Regions from separate parts of the Homo sapiens genome. Here all the other regions are linked to region 3. A link is an interaction called in ENCODE POLR2A ChIA-PET data of the cell type or tissue named here. Cell type or tissue: CD4-positive, alpha-beta T cell. All regions are shown on one strand.

Evidence for each region. ChIA-PET counts read pairs that join two places held together with the same protein. Peaks named below come from ENCODE experiments on the same cell type or tissue, not always from the same donor. Only the 100,000 strongest peaks of a DNase experiment are listed, where the experiment ranks them.
Region 1: POLR2A ChIA-PET joins it to region 3 with 12 read pairs; 8 of 35 experiments call an interaction of 5 or more read pairs at or near these places.
Region 2: POLR2A ChIA-PET joins it to region 3 with 23 read pairs; 11 of 35 experiments call an interaction of 5 or more read pairs at or near these places.
Region 4: POLR2A ChIA-PET joins it to region 3 with 15 read pairs; 8 of 35 experiments call an interaction of 5 or more read pairs at or near these places.
Region 5: POLR2A ChIA-PET joins it to region 3 with 27 read pairs; 8 of 35 experiments call an interaction of 5 or more read pairs at or near these places.
Region 6: POLR2A ChIA-PET joins it to region 3 with 10 read pairs; 10 of 35 experiments call an interaction of 5 or more read pairs at or near these places.

What each region holds. Positions count from the first base shown.
Region 1 is chr1:198,654,931-198,658,930 of GRCh38, forward strand. The region is part of intron 2 of PTPRC (protein tyrosine phosphatase receptor type C); the gene reads left to right. PTPRC-AS1 (PTPRC antisense RNA 1) reads right to left here. Exons shown (of 3, transcript NR_199042.1): 3 at 2,623-2,891. Among named protein-coding and RNA genes, the nearest start is that of PTPRC-AS1, 10 kb to the right of the region's middle. In CD4-positive, alpha-beta T cell, no CTCF peak of the experiment used is centred here; DNase peaks (open chromatin) are centred at 1,831 and 2,761; H3K4me3 peaks cover 2,973 bases; H3K27ac peaks cover 4,000 bases.
Region 2 is chr1:198,679,710-198,683,709 of GRCh38, forward strand. All of the region lies in intron 2 of PTPRC (protein tyrosine phosphatase receptor type C), which reads left to right. It also overlaps the pseudogene PEBP1P3. Among named protein-coding and RNA genes, the nearest start is that of PTPRC-AS1, 15 kb to the left of the region's middle. RefSeq lists an enhancer at 1,961-2,531. In CD4-positive, alpha-beta T cell, no CTCF peak of the experiment used is centred here; DNase peaks (open chromatin) are centred at 2, 662, 1,742, 2,272 and 1 weaker place; H3K4me3 peaks cover 3,938 bases; H3K27ac peaks cover 4,000 bases.
Region 3 is chr1:198,521,367-198,525,366 of GRCh38, forward strand. It overlaps ATP6V1G3 (ATPase H+ transporting V1 subunit G3), which reads right to left. Exons shown (of 3, transcript NM_001376861.1): 3 at 1,856-2,198. The coding sequence ends at 2,025. Among named protein-coding and RNA genes, the nearest start is that of ATP6V1G3, 17 kb to the right of the region's middle. In CD4-positive, alpha-beta T cell, a CTCF peak has its summit at 1,996; a DNase peak (open chromatin) is centred at 2,015; H3K4me3 peaks cover 1,962 bases; H3K27ac peaks cover 3,419 bases.
Region 4 is chr1:198,648,146-198,652,145 of GRCh38, forward strand. The region is part of intron 2 of PTPRC (protein tyrosine phosphatase receptor type C); the gene reads left to right. Among named protein-coding and RNA genes, the nearest start is that of PTPRC, 11 kb to the left of the region's middle. In CD4-positive, alpha-beta T cell, no CTCF peak of the experiment used is centred here; DNase peaks (open chromatin) are centred at 1,996 and 3,745; H3K4me3 peaks cover 4,000 bases; H3K27ac peaks cover 4,000 bases.
Region 5 is chr1:198,636,628-198,640,627 of GRCh38, forward strand. It overlaps PTPRC (protein tyrosine phosphatase receptor type C), which reads left to right and starts at 2,413. Exons shown (of 33, transcript NM_002838.5): 1 at 2,413-2,510; 2 at 2,599-2,714. The coding sequence starts at 2,642. In CD4-positive, alpha-beta T cell, a CTCF peak has its summit at 3,335; a DNase peak (open chromatin) is centred at 2,424; H3K4me3 peaks cover 3,227 bases; H3K27ac peaks cover 4,000 bases.
Region 6 is chr1:198,689,138-198,693,137 of GRCh38, forward strand. It overlaps PTPRC (protein tyrosine phosphatase receptor type C), which reads left to right. Exons shown (of 33, transcript NM_002838.5): 3 at 3,210-3,236. Among named protein-coding and RNA genes, the nearest start is that of PTPRC-AS1, 24 kb to the left of the region's middle. In CD4-positive, alpha-beta T cell, no CTCF peak of the experiment used is centred here; no DNase peak of the experiment used is centred here; H3K27ac peaks cover 2,297 bases.

The DNA.
Region 1 (4,000 bases), 130 kb after region 3:
GAAAATGTCAAATCAATTCAATTAAATCAGTAATAACACTTTGCTGTTTATGTGGCTGTTTTTTCTTCTATTTTTATTGTCTTAGATTGCATGGATACAATCAAAATAAGTTAATTTGTATACAGGATATAAATGGACCAGAGAATGTGTCTTCTATTAAATAATAACAAATAAGAATACCTTTTATTTTGTGATGGTCTTTACTATTTACTGAGAGACAAGTATTGTTCAAGTTGCCGGTTTTTTTTAATTAGCTGACATATTTCCTGCTTTTATTTGAGTTAGAATTCCTGTACCAAACATTTTAAAAAGAGAAAAAAAATTAAAGAAAGAGAAAAGGAATTTGGAAACTACTATAATGTAAAGTAGCATTATTTATACAACAATTAATTTTAGAGAAGCAAGAGACCTTAGAAATAATCTATTTCAACGCATCTATTTTACAAAAAAGAAAATTGAAACTCATAGATATTTAGTGACTTGTCCTTTGTTACACCAAAAATGAGGGAACTTGGTCTAGAATTCCTCCAGCATATTATGAGGTATTTGTTCTGTGGCCTGATACAATGAAATGAATGTTGGATTAGGCATTTTGGGACAAGTTTTGAATCCTAACTCTATTACTAATTCCTCTTCACTAGACTGAGATTCTGGTATGTGGTATTCAATAAGTGACTTGACTTCTTTAAGCCTGGTTTCTTTTTCAGTGAGATTTACAGCTTAGACTAGTTTCTGAATCTTGACCCTGTGGACAATCTAGTTGGAGAACTGAGATGACCTGGGCATTGTAGGATGTTTAGCAACATTCCTGCCTCTGTAAACTAGACACAGCAGCACATTTACCCAACCTGCTCTGACTGTGACAACCAGAAATGTCTCCAGGCATTGCCAAATGTCAACTGAGGGCAAAATTGCCTACCCTAGCCACCTTAACTGAAAACTACAAACTTCATTGAAATAATTTCTTTATGGCTCCCAGCAGTAACACTGTGCTATTCTAGACCAGTTGGTTAAACTACTGGATGCTTCATCAGAAAGCACCCACTAAGCATCACTCACCATGAAGTTCGTTGGGTACTCTATACAATGAACAAAGGAGATATCACATAATTTTTAAAAAACTTAAAAGATTCACAGGTGAGAATTTTGTAGTAACAATTAAGTATTAACTATTAGAAAAATTTAAGAAGTTTTAACAAAATGATATAAAAATATATTCACTATAAGTAGGATGTAATTTTTGTCCTGTAAGAGTTATCCATGTATTTACGAATTGTACCTACCAGAGGTTACAAAAATTTGGTCATTATTTGAAAGATTAACAGGGACTTATTTCCAATCATAGATGTTCACTATACTATTCTAAGACATTTGCAACTGTGTAAGGCAGTCATTTCCAGTAAGAATTGCTAGAACAAACATTAAGCATTTCACAGTGAAAAGGGTCATAGGTATATTTTCATCCTTTGCATATAGAAGAAATAGCAATCTATTATTCTCAGTTTTTGACTTAAAAGGTATTGTTGCTTCCCTTTCTTTCCCTCCCCTACTCAAGTTTTTGCCCATGGATCCAGATACCTACAAGGGCCTAATACAGGGAAAGTGCACTGTGTATGAGCTATGAAGGCACAATGGAAGCTTGCCTGGCAATCAGTGCCAGAACAGACAGCTAGTCTGATGAATTCTGCTACACATCACAGGGCTACTAGTTTTTTGTTTTTTGTTTTTTTTTTTTTTGTCATACATTACTGCAAGTTCCCTGAGGAAGTTTACTGATCTGTAGTTTTACGAGAAATGCACGTCATGGAGGTGGCGTGGGGGAGCGGGTGAACAAGGAAACTTTAGTTGCTATAAAACAGGAGCTGAGAGCTCAAGCAGGTTGGTTATGTTCTGCCAGATGGAGATAAAACTGTGGCAGCCACATCCTGTGACTAGAAATTGTTTAAGTAGGCAGACCTGTTGGAGGACTAAAGAACATTAGGCAAGGAGATTAAATTAGTGTAGGAAAAAAAATCAGTTTTGTTTAAAACGAAATATCTACTTGTGTTAATAGAACATTCTAACTCCACCATAGGATGGAATCAAGAGGTTTTTTTTTTAATACATATAGTGTATATATATAAATATATATATACACACACACACACTGTATGTATTCCTATGTAGATTAAATATTTTGATTTACCTCTTTCTAGTAAAGCAAAGTTCATTCTGAAATCCAAAATATTCACTTACTAGAGCAGAAAAAAATTAGCTGTGCATTTATGCTGATCACAGTGTAGATAATTAATCTTTAAGAAAGTAGGTTTTTATGTTTATAGTTGATAAAGTGTTAGTGGCAAGAACTTTTTCTGTTATTGAATATTATCATCAGATTACTCGTGCTTTCCATTTTATTCCTTTAAAAAAATCCAACTTTTGTAAGCCACCACTATTTTCTGAAGATTTTATTTCTCTCTAAGCTAAGAAAGGATGTCAAGAATAAACCATTTTCTCCTTTTAAATAAAAATGCATTCACTATAGATATTCATTTGAAATCTCAAACATACCTGAATTAAGTATACTCAGTTTTGTGAGTGAAAATTAATTATTATTTAAAACAAAACAAAACAAAAAAAATGTTCAGTGTTTTCATTTTACTTCTCTTGCTGCTTTTGGGCTCTGACTGGGCCCGGAAGCAGAAGTTGCAAAACATTATGAGAAAACTTTTGCTCTTTTCTTTTTTTTCTTCAATCTCCACCCATATGGAAATACCAGAAATCTGAAACCCCATTCTTGCTAAATATTCTTCTCAGGATTGTATCTCTACTGCAGGTCTTCTATGACGTTTTACAGCTGGCCTCTTTCCATTCAGAATTGCTGTTCATCTTTGAATGTCTCTGCTTTACTCCTGAATGAACACAAACACATTTTTTTTAGGTTTCTTGTTGACATTGGCTTTCTTTATAGCCCATAAAAAATGCATTTGTGGCATCTCTTCCACAGACAAAAATAGTATAATTATGATTCAATACTCGATGAATGTGTGTTAAACTAAACTGTGCCCAAGCTCTGTGCAACAGTACAGGTTTTTCACCTTTCCAGGGGAGAGATGTGGAGCACATATACATTTCAGCCATCCTACATGCCCACAGGGACATCTTTCTGGTCTGTCTCATTGGAATACCCTTCCTTATTTGGTTTTTAGTTTCTTTCTGCTTTAAGCACCTTTCAGAGAGAGAGAGATGTTTTCCTTTGTCTTTGTATAGGCAGTGCCTATCGTTACAGAGTAGCCTTTAAATACATATTTGTTGAATTAATAATGATACACATGAACTGATGAGGCTCTATAATTCTATGAGATAATCTGGTATCGTGGGAATATTTTAGCATGTTTTGTATAGATAGACTGACACTATGACTGGTAATCTGATAGTAAAAATGGCAAAATATTGAGCCTGAGTATTATTTTATTATGTTGCTTTCTTATACAAGGAGGGAATAAAATAAAGTGATGTGGACTGTAATTGTGCTCATGAAAGACACAATGTATACATACCTCCTTGAGACGGAATGATAAGGATAACGTAGAATGTTTACCATGATTTATCAGTCTCTCCTATATAAGAAAAATATTTCTTGTCCTGAAGTGGTAACTTTGGTGAAGTCTTTTGCTTGCTCTTTTACAGACTAATTAACAAGTTTTCTATGCCGGCTCTGTCCTTTCCTCTCCTCTCACCCCTGAAAAGTGGTTAAAAGTTTGGCATTTGTTACCCAGAATACTAAATGTAACACATATGTGGCAAGATTTGATGGAATTGCACTTCTGTTCTTATTATGTTCCTTTCTGGAAAATTATGACAATTTGTGTCCCCTTAGAGAGTGTAGCACAGTTTTCTGGTTGCTCCTCATGATAATCCAAAAAAAAAAATCCAGCTAACCCTTACCTTTTAGAGTAAGAATCTTTAGAAGAAAGAGTGCTTTCATCAAATCATTTGAGAACGTTAAGTTGAATAACTG
Region 2 (4,000 bases), 160 kb after region 3:
TCCGGAGGCCCGAGCCCACGTAATGGAGATGACTGGGCCACTGCTAACGTCATTACCCTTCATGTTGACCACCAGGAAATGACGCCATTCAGTGTATTGGGGCTTCTTCCTGCCGGGAGCGTCCGGGTCTGTTAGGACCAAGGTGTAGAGTTTCCTTGACTCAAGATCATCCCATGAAATGCTGGTGGGTCTGTTAACCTAGGTGGGCGTCAGCACTTTGCCCAGCTCGTCCACCGTCGCCCTGGCGTAGGCGACATGCAGCGAGTGCTGCGGCTGCCCGTCCACTTCCTGCAGGCTCAAGGGCCTGGACCGCTTGCTGAGGTCCCTGGCATGGCTGTGCAAGAACGCAGCGCGCAGCTGGGAGTGCCACTAGGCAAGGCGCAGGCGCAGCGGCGACTCGGCAGCCTCTGAAAACTAGCCAGGGAAGCCGGGGCTCATTTATAGGATTTTAAAAATATTATTAAAGGCTTCACAAACTGTCTTGTTTAATAGCCACAACATTGGGAGGCCGAGGCAGGCGGATTACCTAAGGACGGAGTTCGAGACCAGCCTGGACAACATGGTGAAGCCCCGTCTCTACTGAAAATACAAATATTAGCCGGGTGTAGTGGCGCATGTTTGTAATCCCATATACTCAGGAGGCTGAGGCAGGAGAACCGCGTGAACCCGGCAGGCGGAGGTTGCAGTGAGCTGAGATAGTGCCACGGCACTCCAGCCTGGGCCACAGAGCAAAACTCTCTCAGAAAAAAAAAAAAAAATAGATACAACAATCTCCTTTTAACTGAAGAGGAATGATGTAAAGTTATATAAAGTTCAGAGGAATTGATGTAAAGTGAATCGTAAAGACTTTGGAATCTCCTACTAAAATATTTTAACAGGAAAGAGACACATCAGTGCATTTTACAAGCAGATCAATGTGGCGGTATCTAGCATGCATGGGGAAGGGATGGAGGAAGTTGTCAGTTTAGAAACTGAGTATAAACATTATTGAAATAGGACATGATAAGTACCTGGACCAGGGTAAAGGCAATGGAAAGGAAAAGGAAGCCACAGACCACAGATAGGAGGAATTCAAGGACTGTGTACCGAAATTCAGGAGAATGATGTGAAATAGATGCTCTGAATCCTCTATTCCCAGGAGGCAGCATTATGGAGTTAGGAGAAAATGCAGGAGCTTTGGATTCTAGTAGACCTGGGATTGAGTTTTTACACTGTTACTCTATATTCGAAGCAATATATTTAAACCAGCTGTGTCTTCCTTTTGTCCTTTATAAAACAAGAATAATAATGCTTATCACATAGAGATATTATGAGGATTGTATAAGACAATGTATCAAATAGTAGGTATTCGGTAAATGTTCCTTCTTTACTAAAGATAGAGAAACCATTTTCTGATGTACAAAGGGATGAAGAGCTGGCCCAATATGAATTTTCCCAAAGAAGTTAAATGAAAAGGATCTCATGATCCTTTTCAGGATTTATTATTTACGAATGTTAATATATTATTTTAATATTTTCTATCTTATGAAATAATTATTTGGTCAAAACATAAGACAATTGATAGGAATATACAGCATGGAAAATGGTTACCAACTAGAGCTGCAGGGTATCAGGGAATGTGACAAGGCAGCAAAATGTTTCTACACATGTCTGTTTTTTCAGGCATTATCTTTCTTGAGACTATCAAGTGTGTATTTAAGGAGCCATTCAACTTACTTCAGTGCATTTGCTTGCAAAGGGTGCAATGTGATGTTTCCTACTGGTAGGGTCGTATTTCATATGTGGTGATAGTGTTGCTGAACAAATAGGAAATATCCTTGCCTAGACTATATTTTATCATTTCATTATCTAGTGGTAAAGGAATGTGAGTTCTATTTACAAATAAACATTTTGTCTTACTTTTTTCTTTGTGATCTATTTTCTCCAAGTTGCATAATGTAATGAATTAATAAAGCTTAGTTGCTGGCCAAATCAATGGTGACTTTTTATGTTTTTAAATATAATATTAGGTTTAACTTATTTTTGTCATTAAAATATCATTTGTGAGTGCTTTTCAAAATGAAGTGCTTCTGAAATAAATCACATAATAAAACTAACCTTACTTTTGAAATACATTTTTATTGAAGCAAACACAAATCAATCTGAAATTCAGCATTTTGTAGCAGTTAAATGTATAGTCAGGCAGCTTCAACGTCAACTAGAGAAGTTGTGGTTTTAACCCCGAGATAGGGCTGATTATGCTGGTGCTATGGCAACCTATTGCACCATTTGGTAGCGCCTGTGTGCTTAACCGCATGAGCTGCGCCTCTTCCTTTCCTATAAAGACTCAGAATAAGAAAAACAGAAGTACACCGAAGAGAAGAAACCACAAGAGCAGTAAAGACACTGCTGTTAGCTTTTAGCTGTGCAAACAGCAGTCTTATGAGAACAACACATTGAAAACCTCTTCTATTTGAAAGTGTAGCTTTTCCCATTATGCCTGGGTTCCTTTAATGATTTTGAAAGTAAGCCAAGTGTTTCTGTTCAGAGTTTTCATTAAAGGGAAATAAGAAGAAATAAGCAGTGCATTTATCAGCCTTTGCTTTTATTGTCCTCAGCTTTAGGAGTGGGAGGCTTTTGTGCAGCCTCAGCAGACATTTTATTCTGTTTGTGAGATGGGAGATTAGTTTCTATTAGGTGGACTCCCTATAATCTAGCATTTATTTTCTGCTTTTTTTTATTATATTGTAGTTAGTTCACAAAAAAAAGTACAATTTTAATTCATCTCCTGGCTCATTTAGAAAGGGTTGTGGTTGGTGCTGTAAACACGTTTCTACATAACTAGATTAAATTCACAGACACTCACTGTCCTAGCACTGTTTATTTTCTATGGGGAGCTTCATTTACCTATTCTTTCCCTCACCCCACTTCTTTTACAAGGTATAGGTTGATCAGCAAAGGCTTTTGTATGTTTTCCTTTGTTTCAAAGTACAGACATAATATAATCATAACTTTTTTTTGCATGTTCTACTATTTTTCCTTCCTTAAAGATTTGGGTAAAAATACTGAAGGACAGACAAGTTCATGCTACCATTTTTGTTAGGCATAGGCCTGTTCACTTTTCTTCCCATTTTTCTGAAAAATAAGAATCTACCCCTTTTGTAGTCATTGTCCAGCAATTTACACTTTTTAACAATAAGTTTTAATGTGTGGTACTCTGAATCCCATTTTGATGGTTATACATAATATTTACTCATTTTTGAGTCCCTAATAGCTCTTTAGCACAAATACTGGATTTAGCATTAAATATTTTTTCCTTACAGTGCAATGCAGTTGAACAAGCATGGGGGTTTTTACAGTCAGACAGATCTGCATTTAAATCTAGACTCATTTTGCTACAAGTTCTTTATTTAGCCTTGCATACACGTTTTTATGATTTTGAGCTTTCATCTGTGAAAAGAAGAGAATACCATCTACTTTGTAGGATTTCTATAATGATTAGATAAAATAATATGTAACAGTATTTAGGACAGTGCCATTCACATAGTACCCGCTTATTAAATAGTAAACACTGTTGATAGCACCAAATACACTAATAAAAGATTTCACCACTTATGCAAACATCTTTTGATGATTCTTTGTTCTTTAATGATGATCGTAACCTATCCTAGAGGAAGCAAAGAGCTACAAAAACATACACTTACTAAGGGATTAATATAATTAAATGGTTTTTGCTATCTGAAGTATATTGCATAAATCAGGTATATATCCCTGGATTTAGGTAAATGAAAACAGACATTTTCATAAGAAGCAAAAAGATAATTAATATGGGAACAAACCTATTCTGGAAAATGTTTAAAAAGAGAATATGGGTAAGGAAGCATCTTTCTCAGTTGTTCTTAACCCTTGTTTCCATCATAATCACCATCAGAGCTTTAAGAAAATACCAGTGCACAGATCACGTTACCCCACAAACCTACTAAATCAGATTTTCCAGCGCTGGAGCCCAGAAATAGTCACC
Region 3 (4,000 bases):
AATGCTATCTTTTTCAGAATTATCTTTTCACGTGATAACTCCCAAAATGTGCAATTTTACTCATTATTTTATTTATCTAAGCTTTGCAGAATAGAGTAATTGAATTCTCCAAATCTGTGTTGAGTAGAAATCCTCCAACACTGTCCTAATGTCAGGGAGACACAACTTTAATTGATGCCTTCTCCTCCACCCCCCTCAAAAAATGGGAGCCAGTGTTCCTAGGAATATTTGATATCTTTCTCTTCTTTAATTGGCAATCAGTTCTCATTCTAATAAATGGGGAAATATACCACATAAAACCAATCAACTGGTTTGGTTTTCCTTGCCCCCAAAGTTGGGAAAATGGAGAAACAAATAGAATTCAAATTTTGCTCCATTTACCTAACATGCATATAAAATTGACTATTTCCGAGGTACTAAGATATGTGGTAAAATTTTAACTTTTTCTCCTAAAAAGAAACAATGATACTAGTGATCTAAAACAGGGGTCCCCAGTGCCTGGGCCACAGACTGGTACCTGTCTGTGGCTTGTTAGGAACCGGGCCACACAGCAGAAGGTGAGTGGTAGTTGAGCAAGCATTACCACCTGAGCATGGCCTCCTGTCAAATCAGCAGCGGCATTAGATTATCATAGGAGCGCGAATCCTATTGTGAACTGCACATGTGAGGGATTTAGGTTGCATGTCCCTTATGAGACTCTAATGCCTGATGATCTGAGGTGGAACAATTTCATCCCAAAACTATCTTACCCCACTACCCCTCCATTCTTGGAAAAATTGTCTTCCACGAAACTGGTCCCTGGTGCTAAAAAGGTTGGGGACCACTGATCTAAAACAATGATCAATTAAAACCATTTCAGTTTATGATTTTAATTCCAGTCTAAACAAAAGTTAATTATTGTTACCAAACTATACATATAATCAGAGATTCATATAATTGAAGATTATATGAATAGTTTGGTGACAATAATTAACTTTTGTTTAGACTGGAATTAAAATTTGTCTGCATATATTACTGGAAAATCAAAGACTTTATAGCACCCATGCTTCTTACTAATGCAAATATAGGAGCTGTGCAGGTAAGCAGTTTGGTAAGAAGTAAAGGGTGTGAACATTGGAGTCACATTGCCCAGTTCAAAGCTCAGTGCTGCCACTGTTATCCAAACAACTCCAGATAAGTTCCTTCATCTTTGCATCTCATTTTGTAAAACAAGAGCACTAATACTGCTTACAAGGTAGGATTGAGATGATATATACATTGCACTAACAAAATACTTAGTATTTAACAAGAGTTTAGCTTAGCTGTAACTAGGAGACTGGGCTAGTGGCACACTAACCTAGTATATCTCCTGGGAGTTTTCTTTGTATTTCTTTTTTTTTTTTTTCAAAGCTCCAAAATCTATGTTATTAGCTTATTTATCATTTACTTTTTTCTTTTAAAAATAATATCTGTTTAGTTGAGGTCAGACAGACAGAATGATTATAAACCCCATCTATGTTTAAAAGTGGCTATATAACCCATCATTCTTTGTCTCTATCTCTCTGTTTTACTGGTTTCCCATTGATTACTGAATTAAATAAGACCCTTGACATGTTCATTTTTAGATCTGTTGAAGAGTCATAATTATATCTTGCTTAAAGATTATCTTTTAGCAAATTACCATTTAATACAATTAAGAGCACATTTTCTAAATCGATGAAAAGGAGAAGAAATAAAAAACCCATGCCCACTAAAAAGCTGTCATGACCATGTTTTTCTTTCAAGTGTTAAAAAACATGTTACTATTTTGCATTCTTGACTTACTCCAAGTTAAGTGACAAGGTCATAATTATTACTAGAAAAGATATAGCAACAGTTGTATTTTGTTTTGTTTAATTCAGTGCCGATGTATGAGTTATGTCACATTTCCTGTAAATGTAAATTTAAGGTTCTCATTTCAAATTTCTCAACATAAAAATACGAAGCCATAAGCAACCAGGTGGCACTCACACACCTTTTTTTTTCTTGAAAACTGTGATGTACATTTAGTTGGTGGCTCTGTAGTTCACATGGATTTCTGGTTTCATGTCACAGACCATGCTCAAGAGCTGGTTCATCACACTTTCCATATACTTATTGTAGTGTCCATTAAGTTCTTGTATCTTCCCTAGTGTTTGTTCTTCTATTTCATCTGAGAGATTATTCTGAGAGCCCATTATCTACCAAAACAAAACAGACAGAATTCACATCATAATACAATTGTTTTACAAGTTAAATTTGTCCTAGCCTGTTTACTGATGATTGTCCTACAATGCACAATTATGTACTCCTTTTCTAGATTTTTTCAGAGAACCAACAAGATCATCAATGCCATGAGTGGGAAGGATGAACTTTCATAAAATATTGAAACTGGTCATAGCAGATTACTTTCACTTTTAACCAACCTCCACATGGTACAAATTGAATACACATTTATAATCATTAAACCATGCCCAGAAGTTCTTTTCCATCACATTTTTCATGTATTTATGACAGTTTCCATTTAGTTCCCATATATTCCCTATTGTTTATTTTCTGAATTATAAGTCTGGAAAACAGAGTTGAAAGACACCATTAAACTCACTTTTGCTGTTTTTTAAAGAGTGTTTAAAAGTTTTAAACAGTTGCTGGTTTTTAAAGAGTGTTTTTCTATTTTTAAAATACATTATCTGAACTGTATCTTGCTTTTATCAGGAAGACAGTCACAATGTGCGCTCTAAGATACTTTTATATGCACAATTTTTTTTTTTTTTTTTTTTAGATGGGTTCTCACTGTGTCGCCCAGGCTGGAGTGCAATAGCGTAGTCTTGGCTCACTGCAACCTTCGCCTCCCAGGTTCAAGCGATTCTCCCACCTCAGCCTCACAAGTAGCTGGGACTACAGGCGTGTGCCATGATACCCTGCTAATTTTTGTATTTTTAGTAGAGACCGGGTTTCACTTTGTTGGCCAGGCTGGTCTCGAACTCCTGACCTGGTAATCCGCCTTCCTCAGCCTCCCAAAGTGCTGGGATTACAAGTGTGAGTCACAGCGCCTGGCTGCCGAAGTGTGTTTCTTTGGGTAATAGATATTATCTTGAACACTTAGTGTAAGTTGTACTTCTTTAAAATTGAGTGTGCTTGTTCATTTAGTTACATCATAATTGTAGACACAGTTTAATATATCTTTCTAATTGCTCTTTAATTGGCAGTGATTCCCAGTATTTTCTATTATCTCCTCTTTCCTCATAGCTTCTTTATCAAGGAATGATTTGACCAAAATATAATTTCACCAGAGGAGTTAACAATTTAAAGGAATTCTGCAGTGAAACACTTTGAAAGTTAGCCTTTACTAAAGCAAAAAAAATCAACTCCTAACGTATCTCCTTTGTAAACTTAGTCTTTCCTACACATGGCATTTTAAAGGCAAGAAGACTGTTTTATGTTTGTTTGCTTTTTCCGTCTGAGAGTGTTTAGGAAAAGTATGCATTTAATTTAATCCAAGATACTCCAGTAATGATTGACTTCTACTTCAGGGTTGTTAGACTATTCTAAATTCTAAAATCTGCATGATCTTTTTGAGTCCTAGGCTTGAAATCAAATGCCACTGAGGCGCTTGGGTTCAAGTTCTTTCTGTTTACAGTCCAGGCAATGGGGTCTTCTCAGTTCAAAGAAAATAATTTTGAAAAGTTACAGTTTCTAAGACATCAAATAACTTTTGCAGAATAACATTTTGATAAGTGAGTATACAAGAAGCAGAAACATATGGATCGAATTTCCCTTGCTAAGAAGAAATTTTAAAATAGAAGAGAACTACTTATTAAAATGGCTCTACCAAGCTCAAAATTTTTCCTCTAAATTTAGTGTCTTAAGTGTGATTCTACCAAATTAAAAAAATAATTCTCTAAATTCAGTGTCTTCTAGTGGTAAAAAATTAAAAACAAACTGTTGTGAAACTATTACCTACTTTTCTTTGGAACAGCATTAAAAATAGTTGTCATTGGGT
Region 4 (4,000 bases), 130 kb after region 3:
TAGATTATTATTAGATATTCAATAAATAAAGTTGGTAGATGTGAAGAGGTACTAGACAATAGTCCTATTTTGTTTTGGTTTGTTTGTTTTGTAATTTATTCTGAAAAAATGTTTATGTGGAGAGAAAAGGGAAAACATACAGAAATACACAGCACACAAACAAATTCTTACTTTTTTTTGGTAGTCTTTCTAATTTTCCAAGGTCACCAGCTAATAGCAAATGAGAGTTGTAGGGGGTGGGGTGAAGGCTGGGGTCTTAATCGGGGTCTATCTGATTCTAGATAGACCAGATTCTAGATTTTCCACTCGGTTACTCAATCTTCTTAGTGGTCAGTTTAATAACCTGGAATTTAAGACATGACTGTGTGATGATGGGCAAATCACAGCAGGACTGAATGGGAGCTGGTAATTTCTCAGAGGTTGTTTGTGTGACATATGCATGTAAGTTCATTCACCTGATTTAGCTACTTACATGAACCATTGTGCACTGAGCTGCTTCTATATCTTTAGCATATTCTGTATCTATGTAAAATTCACATAAGATTGTATGACTTTTATAAAAAACAAAAAGACATCTTTGATTAATTTGTCTTCACTATGAATACTGATGTGATGTGTTACAATCATCCTGAAAAGGAGGCTAACAAAGGACAGGACTGAGTCTGTCTTGAGGTGAGTGATATGATGGAAAGAATGGATTTTCCCCCACCCAACTCATTTTTGATATTACATAAAGTGAAAAACATTAAATAATTCACCAAAGTATCTAGATTTTTTTTTGTTTTTGAAGTGCAAGGGAAGTAACTTGACCTTTGTTAAACACTTTGATCATGGAAAACACATAAGGTTCTCATCTTATTCCAGGAAGTGTAGACACTAGATAATCTTTTCATAGTCATCCAAAAAGCATATTAAGTGAACCAGGTAAATCCATCCTACACTTTTTATTCCAGAGACAAGTTGGCTAAACTTTGAGGAGACTAAAACAAAACAAAAAAAAATTATTGTTTGGTTCATTTGATAAATGTGGATTCCAATCATATAATTTAGGCCAAATATTATACTTTGACTTCTTAGACTTAGATTTCCAGATAGTCTGGTTTATAAAATAAGATTTTAACTATGCTTACTAAACTCTATGTATTTCTACTTTCCAATGACCCATGTTCTTATTTTCTGAATTTACTTATTGATGCTTTAGGTATGATAAAGGTATGTAATGGCTAAGGAAACATAAATGAAGCATAAGACATCAGTTGAGAGTTTTGACGGAAAGGAAGTGGTGATATGAAGGAAACAGATAAACCAAAGAAAAAGGAAAAGGTCAGGGAGCTGATAAAAGTAACTTGAAGAAACTTTAGTGCAAATGTTGGATTCAGACAATCGCTACTTTTAAAGTACTTAAAGAAGTCAGTCTTTGAAATCTTGCCCGGATTCCATTCCAGTTTCATCATTGGAGACTTCCAATGATGAAAAATTGGGGAAGAATTACCTTCCAAAGCCTCAGTTTCCTCGTGTGTAAAATGGAAATAATAGCAAGAGATATTAAATGAGATGATTCACTCATCGATTCATCAATTGTTTATAGAGCCCCTGCTAAGCTAAAAACTGTTTTAAGTGTTGACACAGTGGTAAAGAAAGCAGAAAGTGTAACTACTTTTATGAAACTGACTTCCTAGTGGTGAGAGATAACAAGAAAACAAACAACAAATTGAGATAACTTCAGTTATAGATAAATGCTGTGAAGAAAATTAAGTAGTGTAATATGGTAGAGTTTAATCTGGCCAGACCCAGATTTAGGGGTGAATGCACTTTTAGACAGAGTGATCGGGGAAGATCCTTATGAAGAAGAATCATTGAGCTACCTGTTGGCTGACAAGAATATGGGGATCCATGTGAGGGAGACTGGCAAGAGTAAAGGTTATCTGGCAAAACCAAACAAATTGGTAGGTTCGAGGCACAGAAAGGTCAGGCATCTGTAGTATGGTGAGTAAGAACTGAGCAGGTTGTGGTGAGGCTAGAAAGATAAGCAGAAGGCAGGTCCCACAGGGCCTTGATGGAAATGGAAAGAGCTTGAATTTTACCTGAAGTATAAAGGGAAGGAACCATTTTAAGTTCTTAAGTACAGAATAACCTAATCTTCTTTCTGTGTTGAAGAGATCACTTTGACTGTTATGAAGAGAATAGATTGGAAGTAAGGCAAAGCCTGGAAGCAGTTATGAGGAGACTGAATGGGAGGATGGAGAAAGGGGATGGTGATCTGGACCAAGTGTTGGCAGTGCAGGTGGAAAGAAAGGAAAGACTGACATAGAATTAAGAGAAGTGGCTGCATGGAAAAGACAAAGACATTTTAGAGAATGACTTTTTTTCCCCATGAGCACTGGGATGGGAAAGAGCCAAATTAGGGGGTCAGAAATCCAGAGTTATGTTTGGGCTGTTATTGATGTCTGATTTTCATTAGGTGGTAGAGAGGTCAAGAAATCCGTTGGAGATAAGAGGCTGAGGCCCATTCAGTAGGTCTCAACTGGAGACATAAACATAGGAGTCATTGCATTCAGATGGAGCTTAAAGCTAAGGGACTGCATGTGACAGTGTAAATAAACATGTAGAGAGTAGCAGATGACTGGTTTCTGAGCCTTGGGAAACTTCATATTTGGAAGAGACACAAGGAGGAGCTAGGAAAAGATAGTGAGAAGAGGTAGCCAGTGAAAAAAAGTAGAACTATACTTTGCTTTGAATGTTGAAAAGGGTTGGCATTATAGTGAGAATTCAGTAAATTCCACATAAAAATCTGAATTTATGTCTCCCCTAGAAAGGTTGGTTGTGAACATGCAATTGGTAAATATCTCTATTAACTTTAATATTGTTACAAAAGTAATATTAAGGAATTTATAATATTTGGAAGAATTAGATGTCTTTACCTAATATATCCCTTGCTAGCTTAACAATTAGAAAAAGAAAGAGGTACATCTTAACATAATTTGTTTTAATAAAAACTACAGAATATATTGAGAGACTAAAGAATTAGAAATTTAACTGAAAATTTCATGCAAAGGTAATGCTCTGTTGAACCATTTTGTAGCTTATGTTTTGTTTTGATACATATTTTAAAATATTGTTTAAGACAATACTTGAACAGATTGGGATTGTGTGTGTGTGTGTGTGTGTGTGTGTGTGTATTGGTTAAATAACTGGTTTATTTTTAAACTGAAATTAAACCTTCCATTTCTTTGAGAAATTTAAAAAGTAGTTGTTATCAATGTGGCAGATATTAGGTAGAATCTAATATCGTGAAAATTAAACTGCACATAAATAGATATAAATCCTTTTGTCAGTGTGTGTATATCTCTGTGTGTAATTTTGATCTCAGGCTTGGCAGGTTTCCTTAAAACTTTTTTTTAGAGCTACTTAATTTTGTACTTACTGGTGGTTAGCTAATAAGAAAAAGCTAATAAAAAATAGTGCTTACTCTGTGCCAGGCACTTCTGTTAACATTTTATAAATGTTATCTCATTTAACAAGCTCATGTCATTGTATAGTCTAGCTTATACTTGTCTTTAACATAAGCAAATTTGTTAATTTGTGTTTCCTGATATTATCATAAAATTTACTGGTTGTCATATCCTAAAAGGGAATAGTTCAATTTAATTTTCCTTGTTCTAATTTTAAATACAGTACTAAGGTTGAGAAAGAAGGGGTCAGGAAAGGGAAGTAACATTGAGTGTCTCGTGTGCCTGGCACTCCATATGATGCTTCAATGCACACCAGGCTATTCAGCCTCAGATTTGTTTCTACATTGCTTCTAGTTCTACAGATTATTCAACGAATGTACAATCCTTGGTCACTAGTCTTAATAGGGAAAACAGAATTATGGTTAAAACAAAAGAGTAAGTAACTTAAATATGATCTATCGGTATTTATTTTGTATTATGATATTTTGCTTAAGTTGAAAAAAGGGCGCATCAGGTGTTTTGGCAGTTTACTGTGATCTCAATAGTGA
Region 5 (4,000 bases), 120 kb after region 3:
TGGATGCCAGGCCTGTATGTGATACAGTAGAAATTTCCCCAGATGCCCTGTGGAAAGACAAGCTGCTACCCGGAGTCCTTCCTGGATGTCTGGCTTAGTGTAGTATACCATCAAGGACAACCTGGCTCTGTCTCCTAACAAGCTGCTAGGGCCTTCCCTCTTGCCTACCCTCCTGACAGCCTGGACCTCAGGCTAACAAACCTCTGGGTTGCCACTGTCTCCATTCTGAGCCATCAGAATTGTATATACATTCATCTGCTGATGTCTCTGTATTTCAAGCTGTATGTCTTTACACCTTTATAATACACAGTACAGATTTTGCTGCTTAAAATTCTAGTATTTCCTATAGACACTAAACTCAATTTTAACACAATGAATATGTTAAAACATTATATATGTGTTGGATTAACACATATAATGCAACTCATTTGTTGCTAATCTATCTTGGATTCCTTGGGTAGAATCTGTCTTCTCACCTGTCTGAAATGGAATTGAATCTCCTAACTTCTTACTATTTTTTTAAAGCCACAAATCCCTTTTAAAATGTCCGTTTAAGGCTGCTAAACTCACATTGTTATAGAGTATATTTTATATACTTTTCTTCCTTTTAAAAGATCATATACACTTTTCTCCTGGCCTCTAATTTTGCCAAATATTCTGCCATAACAGCAAGCTCACAGAACACAAGTATTTGCTTAAAGATATTTAAAGCAAATCCCCAAAGAGTTTTCTGTTGCAAATGTATTTTAAGACATAGGCTGAGGAGCTGAGTATTCAAATCCATGAGTTCTGACACTGATGTTTTATTAGGCCTACCCACATGAAAATTAGTGCTTACTTGCACAGTTATCTTATTTAAAAATACATTTGCAAAAAGAGAATAATTTCATTTTCACTGATTCAAAGGTCTATCTTTTCGAGTATTATAAACTTACATAGTACAAAAAGATTGGTAAAAGGGATGAGAAAAATAAAGGGCAATAGTAAGGTGAGTAAGGAAAGCAAAATTAAACTTGGAGACTTGGGTTCTAAATATAGCTTGTCTACATCCTAGCTGCAAGATCTTAGGCAACTCAACTAACCTCTCTGAACATCACAGATAAAATGGGGAATAATAACATTATCTAGCTCAAGGGTATCGTACAAATTATACAATATATGTAAAGTGCAAAGCATAGTTCCTGCACATAGTAAGTGCTCCATAAGTTAAATATAATAATAATCATAGTAAAATAATATTCTTAACTACAATCTTATTAAAAGGTTATTACCTAGAGTTTAAGCTGTGGGGTTATTTCCATTTGCACAAAGTGTGATAGAAATTTGGCTCTGTAGTTCCTAGCAGCCAATGTAAGAGTAAAACAAAAAAGTTTGTAAGTATCAAAAGATTTATTTACTTAAATATAAGAACCCTACAATAATGCTTCCAAACTAGGGTTTGCAGAATTACCACAAGGGCTCTGTCTGTCTAAAAGTCCCCCAAGCATTATCTATTGTTCAAATAAATGAGTTGCACATGTGTGTACTTTTATTTTTAAAGGCATATAGATATTGTATTAATAAAACCAATTCATCTAATTGTATTGTTGAATTTATACTTTTTGCCAGTAAGCATTTTCCTAATAGATGGACTTAACTAAGAACATCAGAATGGTGAAGAGCATTGTGTTAATACAATTCATTGTCTTATTTGTTAAAAAAGTTGAAAAAGTATTGCTGAGAAAAAGGAAACAAGTTAACTTTTGTTAAAGGTATCTCTTGGTTTTCACTGTCCTTTCCCTCATCAGTAGCGCCAAGAACATCTTAAGTCACAGAAACATTAGTTTTTGGAAGCAGGGTTTGCTGTAACTATAGTAGAAATGACATTCTGATTCCACTCCTAGCTTCACAAGGATATCTGTGAAAGATTTGGGGCAAAACTGTTAAGCTGTCTGAAAGTGCTTTTGCATAAGAAATGGGTTTTACTGCTAAAACTGTCATATTGCTGAGTTTTGAATGCCCTAATGGTAAATGATACTGGGTTGCCAAAAATAACCAGATTAGTAGTTTTTTCATTCATTTGGCCGTCTCAGTAAGTCAAATATTGATACTTTCTACTAAGTCATCTTGCCAACACCCATTTTGTTATACTTATGCTGAATCTGTTTGTCATCTCTTAAGTAAGAAAATTATTGATTATTTTGTGGGGATTTAATTTAAAAAAAATGGTAATGGATACTGTAAAGGAGCATTATTTGGATGGTTTAAAAACATCTTCCTTGATGGGAAAATCTTTTAAAAGGCTTTCTAACTTGGTGTAATTACTTGAATTAAGGAAGTGCAATGCCATTCTACTGACTTAGAACAACTTTTTTGACTTCCTGCAAAGAGGACCCTTACAGTATTTTTGGAGAAGTTAGTAAAACCGAATCTGACATCATCACCTAGCAGTTCATGCAGCTAGCAAGTGGTTTGTTCTTAGGGTAACAGAGGAGGAAATTGTTCCTCGTCTGATAAGACAACAGTGGAGAGTATGCATTTATTTATTTACTTTTACATTTTTGATTCGTTTTTACAGAGAAAAACTTCTACAGAGATAACAATTATTTTGCTTTTCAGAAGGACGCATGCTGTTTCTTAGGGACACGGCTGACTTCCAGATATGACCATGTATTTGTGGCTTAAACTCTTGGCATTTGGCTTTGCCTTTCTGGACACAGAAGTATTTGTGACAGGTAAGTACAAGGATATTAATATTTTTTAAATTATTTTTTCTCTTTTGGAGGAATGTTTGAAATAGACATAAAAATAATTTAAATGTGTTGGTAACTGGAAGTGAGAAGCCTGCTGTAAACCATCAAGATTGTTGTCTCAGGGAGACATAGCTAGTTGTGTGACAGAATACATTGTTTCTGTTTACAAAGACATAAATGTTTCGGGACAAAAAATACAATTTTAAAAGGAAAGCAATGTCTATCTGTATCTTTATTTACAACTGTTCAAAGATATTACAAAAGCAACATTATTACTTAACTTCCAAAGTGACAATAACACACATTTATAAAAGCCTGAGAATTTTTTAATGATAAAATAAGTGAGTTTTTATTCTTTTAACAAATTTGATCTTTTAAAAAGTCATAAAACAGCTTTGGTTGTATGTAAGCCACTCCCTCTTTTCAGACCTGAAGTTTGCTTCCTCAAATTTTGAATTTAATTGACATATTTTATTGAATACTTGGGTATATAATAGTTCAAAAATATATTGAGATATTTAGTAAAATATTAACTTTCTGCAATTTTTATCACAGAATGTATTTTAAATCAAGTTTTTAGTTTCTTGTTAATAGTTTTAATACATTTTTGCTTTAGAAATTCTTGTGGAGCCACCGCCCTTCCTGGGTGGTGGGTAAATATTACAGCCTTGATGAGATAGAAATATTTAAACTCTTAAAAATCATGCAAATGCTGTATTCAGTAGGAAAATGCAACTAGTTGGACTTCCAGTGCCTATTAAAGTTTGAAATCTTTGCACATTTATGGTCTATTCAATGGATAGTTCTTGAGCGGCGTCAATATGAATCATGAGTACATTTCAATAGATTATAGAATGTAACTAATAATTAATATTTAATATTTCTCTTTATGATGTAGTATCTAAAAGGACATTGAAAATAAAATTTTTGTAGAAATTCCAAAAAGTATAAAAAGTATTTTAAAACAACTTGCTTATTACAATTCACTTTGAAGTCTTTTTTTGACTTTTACCGTTCTTCTTTCCTCTGAAAGTCAGGGAAGTAGCTACCTCTTGAGCATGTTACATTGACAATTTCTATTTGGAGAGGAAAGAAAGAGGAAAGAAAAACAACATAAGATTTTTGTTGTTGTTGTTGTGGCTGTTTTGCTTTTTATTGCAAAGGTGAATTTTTTAAAAATCTATATATTTGCAGCATTTGTCTTAGTACAGAAAATGTTTATCAAGTTACCATCCCTTTAAAGCTTATGATAATAAAAAGTAAATTAT
Region 6 (4,000 bases), 170 kb after region 3:
CTTCTTTTCAGAAGTTAGATTAAAATAATATACATCATGTATTTCTTTTAAAAAACGTATTGCCTTTGGACCACTTGGAAGTTTATTAATCTCTCTGAGACATGGAACATATACGTAGTCTGATGAATAGTGTACTGGTTGGAAACAGTTCTAGTATATTTACTCAGGCATTCACAGTTCTTTTGTTAAAAAACAAATAGCTTCACATAGTGTCCCAGCATTTTTCTTCTCATTTCTGTGGTAAACAGATGATGAATTATAATTTTCTTTTATGAAACTCTATCTATAGTTGGTGCTACACATTTTGGTGACAACAAAGTAGTAAATCAGAACAACAGAATATAGGGGTCTGTGGAATTAGTGGTGCAGGTAACATTAAGATTTCTCTTTTCTCTGTCATCAAATTTGCTTTCTGATTTCTCCTCTGTATTAACTGATCCAATGGCTTCCGTCATTCTGAGGAAAAAGTTCAAGCTCCTTTTCAAGGCCTACAGTGCTTGCTCCTTGGCTCTTCTCCTAAAGCTGTTATCATCAGATCTGTTTGATTTCTCCTTTGCACTTACTCATGCTTAAAAGAATCCAGCAATTACTTATCAATCACTTCTTATACACAAGACTCTTTGCTACAGCTATTTCTCTTTCTTCTCCTCCTCTTCCTCATCTTATTATGTGATTCATGCTGATGTTGATGCGAGAAATTTTGATTATTAGTCTTAATCAGGTGTATCCATGACTAAAATGTCATTGCAGATGACTAGATATATGTGTTTTATGGGTTATAAGCTTATCCAGGGCAAGGGTCATGCTTTTATCATGTTTGAACCTAGTCTCCAACAGCATACCAGCAAAACAATGTATGTTTCTTGAACCTAAGTGAACTAAATTAACTTGTTTCAAGTTCCAAGGAATGAGGTGCTTGCATGAGAAGGGGCATATCAACCTAATTTTAGATATGTAAGAGCTCATGTATTTCTCAGATAAAGAAGAGATATGTGTTGTATAAAGTATGTTCACACACTCAAAAACAATTTGAATATTTTAAATTTGGTGATATGTTTTGTTCTTCACAAACAATGAAGGACACTTTTCCTTTCACTTCAAACATGAGAGCTATTAGTTATTGCTATACTAATATTTTTTTCTTATTACCTCTTTTGCAAATCAACACAATTCTAAGACTGTAATTTACAAGGAAATAAGAACAAATAAGGAGAGCGGAATGCTGTTAATGGGAACATAAACATAACAATAGTTTACATGAAACAGAAAGATAAAAGCTAACTAGATAAGAAAAGGGACAAAAGTACAAACAATATCAATTAAAAACAATATTTAAGTATGAATTATTAAGAAAAAGAGAAATGTAATGAGAAAACAAGAAAGTCATTATGTTAATAATTATGTATCACCCATCAATGATATAAAAATATATATATCAAAAATGCATTTTACTTCAAGGAATAAGCCAGGGAATGTCATTGAAGAATACGGGGTGATGCTCCTTGGATGGCAACTCTGAAGGAAGAAAATGTTTTCACATCAGTTTGTTCTCAGAAGATAAAATATAAAGGCAGAAAGTCACCTTAAGTACCAGCTAATTCACTTTCCCATCTGATCTCTGATTCTCTTTAACAACCTGAGTTTACAGTCATTTGGAAAAGAACTTTACAATCTTTTAAATAGGCATTTACTAAGATGAGGGATGAAAACATTGCACTTCACTGTAGACTGAATCTAGTTCCCATCATGCCAAGAAAGCTGCTCTTTTCAACATTTCCACAAACCCAGATGATAAATCCAGTTGACCCATGTTAATGCACCATGTTTATCCTGCATGTGAATCCCCATATTATTTGACTTCAACCATTTCCTTCTCGAAACACCCTCTACTCTTTATTCTTGTTTGCTACAGTTTTCCTCTTACTTGGAAAATTTGATTACCTATGCTGGCTCTCTCCTTAATATTCACTGAACTTCAGGATTCTATCCTGGACACTTCTCTTTTATGTAGTTCGGTGATCTCCTTCACCTCTGTAGCTGCAAAATGTATCTATATGCTGATCTATAGCATCAGCCCAGATGTATGTCATGAGCTACAAACCTCTATATTCAAATGCTATTATACATTTTCACATGAAATCTCAAGCAAATTCTGATTCACCTCTCTACTCACTGTTTATTACTCTCAAGTTCAGTGAAACTATAACTCACTAGCATGTTAAACTATCAATCTAGATATTTTCCTTATTACTCTTTCTCCTTTATTCTCACTTGAAAGGATTTACAAAGTCTTGGTGATTCTTGAGTGTTTCATAGGTCCTTTTCCCCCAACCTTTCTTTTGGGGTATACTCTTCCTACGTAGGACATCATCTCTGTCTGTTTTGCTTTGGTTTTGGTCTCCTGATTTTCCTGCCCCCACCTTTGCTCTTTAATAATCCATTTTCCATTTCCTGAAAGGTTGATCTAAAATTCAAATGTTTCTCCTTTAGGCCTCCCTTTAAAGACATCCCTTTAATGGATATCTAAAGCCTGTAAGATAAATCCCAGCTTCTTATTCTTCTGGGACCAAGCTAGCTATATGCAATCCTTTAGGTTGTAGCTTAAATACATCCAAGAAACCCTCTGTATCAACTCCTTTACCAGCCAACCACCAACTCTGGAAATATAAATAAGATGATCCTGTTATGTTCTCCTTTAGCACATTCTGTATCACCTGTCATCACACTGTATTGATTGATTGTTTTTGTTTATATCTCACACTAAATTGAGCTCATTGAGGGCAGGGAATTTTTATATGTTGGTCATATTATATCCCTAGCATGTGGCATAATGTCTAGCACAAAATAGGTGCTCAATTAATCATCATTATCTAAATAAATAATGCATTTGGGAAAAAAAAGTTTCAAAAGTTTTTCAAAAGTCTTTTGCAGGCTTGAAATTAATCCCAATAGTGATCCTTTAGTCTGTTATGTTTCTGATTTAGCCTGGGGATTCAAAAAATAAATAACATAATTTTGATATATTTGGGCTTTGTAAACATGGTACTAAGAGAGGAAATATAGTTTCATTAGGGTAAAAGCTACTGAAAATTGCCACTTGGTGAATGTTCTATCATAGACTTGAGGTACATATAAAAATCTAATATATGTTTACATTAATATGAATGAAATTTGAAATTTTCTAAGAGATTTTTGTTTCTTCTTTGCAGGGCAAAGCCCAACACCTTCCCCCACTGGTAAGAATTAATATTTATATTTTTACTAATTTTATTTTCTTGTTGCAAAGTTTATATATTTAACTACAATTTTCTATTATTAACACTGAAATTATTTTTAAGGATAAATTTTATAATCATGAGTGATTCTTGACATTCACTTGTTCTTAAACTTTCTGCTTATACGTTATAGAGTTTAATAACTACCTAAACATGTTATTAAATTTGTATATATATTTTGTGTATAAATAGTAACTTTTCCCAAACTTGACAGTAAATCACACAACAGGTTTCTACTCTCTTTTAATATTTTAAGACTATAAAAAAATGCATTTAAATTAGATAACAAAATTTTATAGTCTGAAAGCAGGTTAACAGCTGTCTATGTATGTTATAGATATGTAGATAACAGATTTGCATATGTCTATATTTCTTTAAGAGTATGTTGCTTTTTTCAATGGTATGCAAAACCTTTGAGACTATTGAGATATTTTTAAATAATAATTTTCAAATTCTACTGAACACTTCAATAGTCCTTATAAATGTCTTAATCATGAGATAAATTTAAAACACAGAGATGCTGCAAATAAATTCATACATAGTACATACAAAATAAGAGAAAAAATTAAATTGCAGATGGTTAAATATCACATCACTTAACTGATGTTACTGAAAATGTATTTTCCTGCATAATCATATGGTTGACAGTATGCATTAAGAAGGTAAGTAAAACAATGAAGACAATTTTGATTTAATATGGTAATGCACAATTCCAACTAACGTAC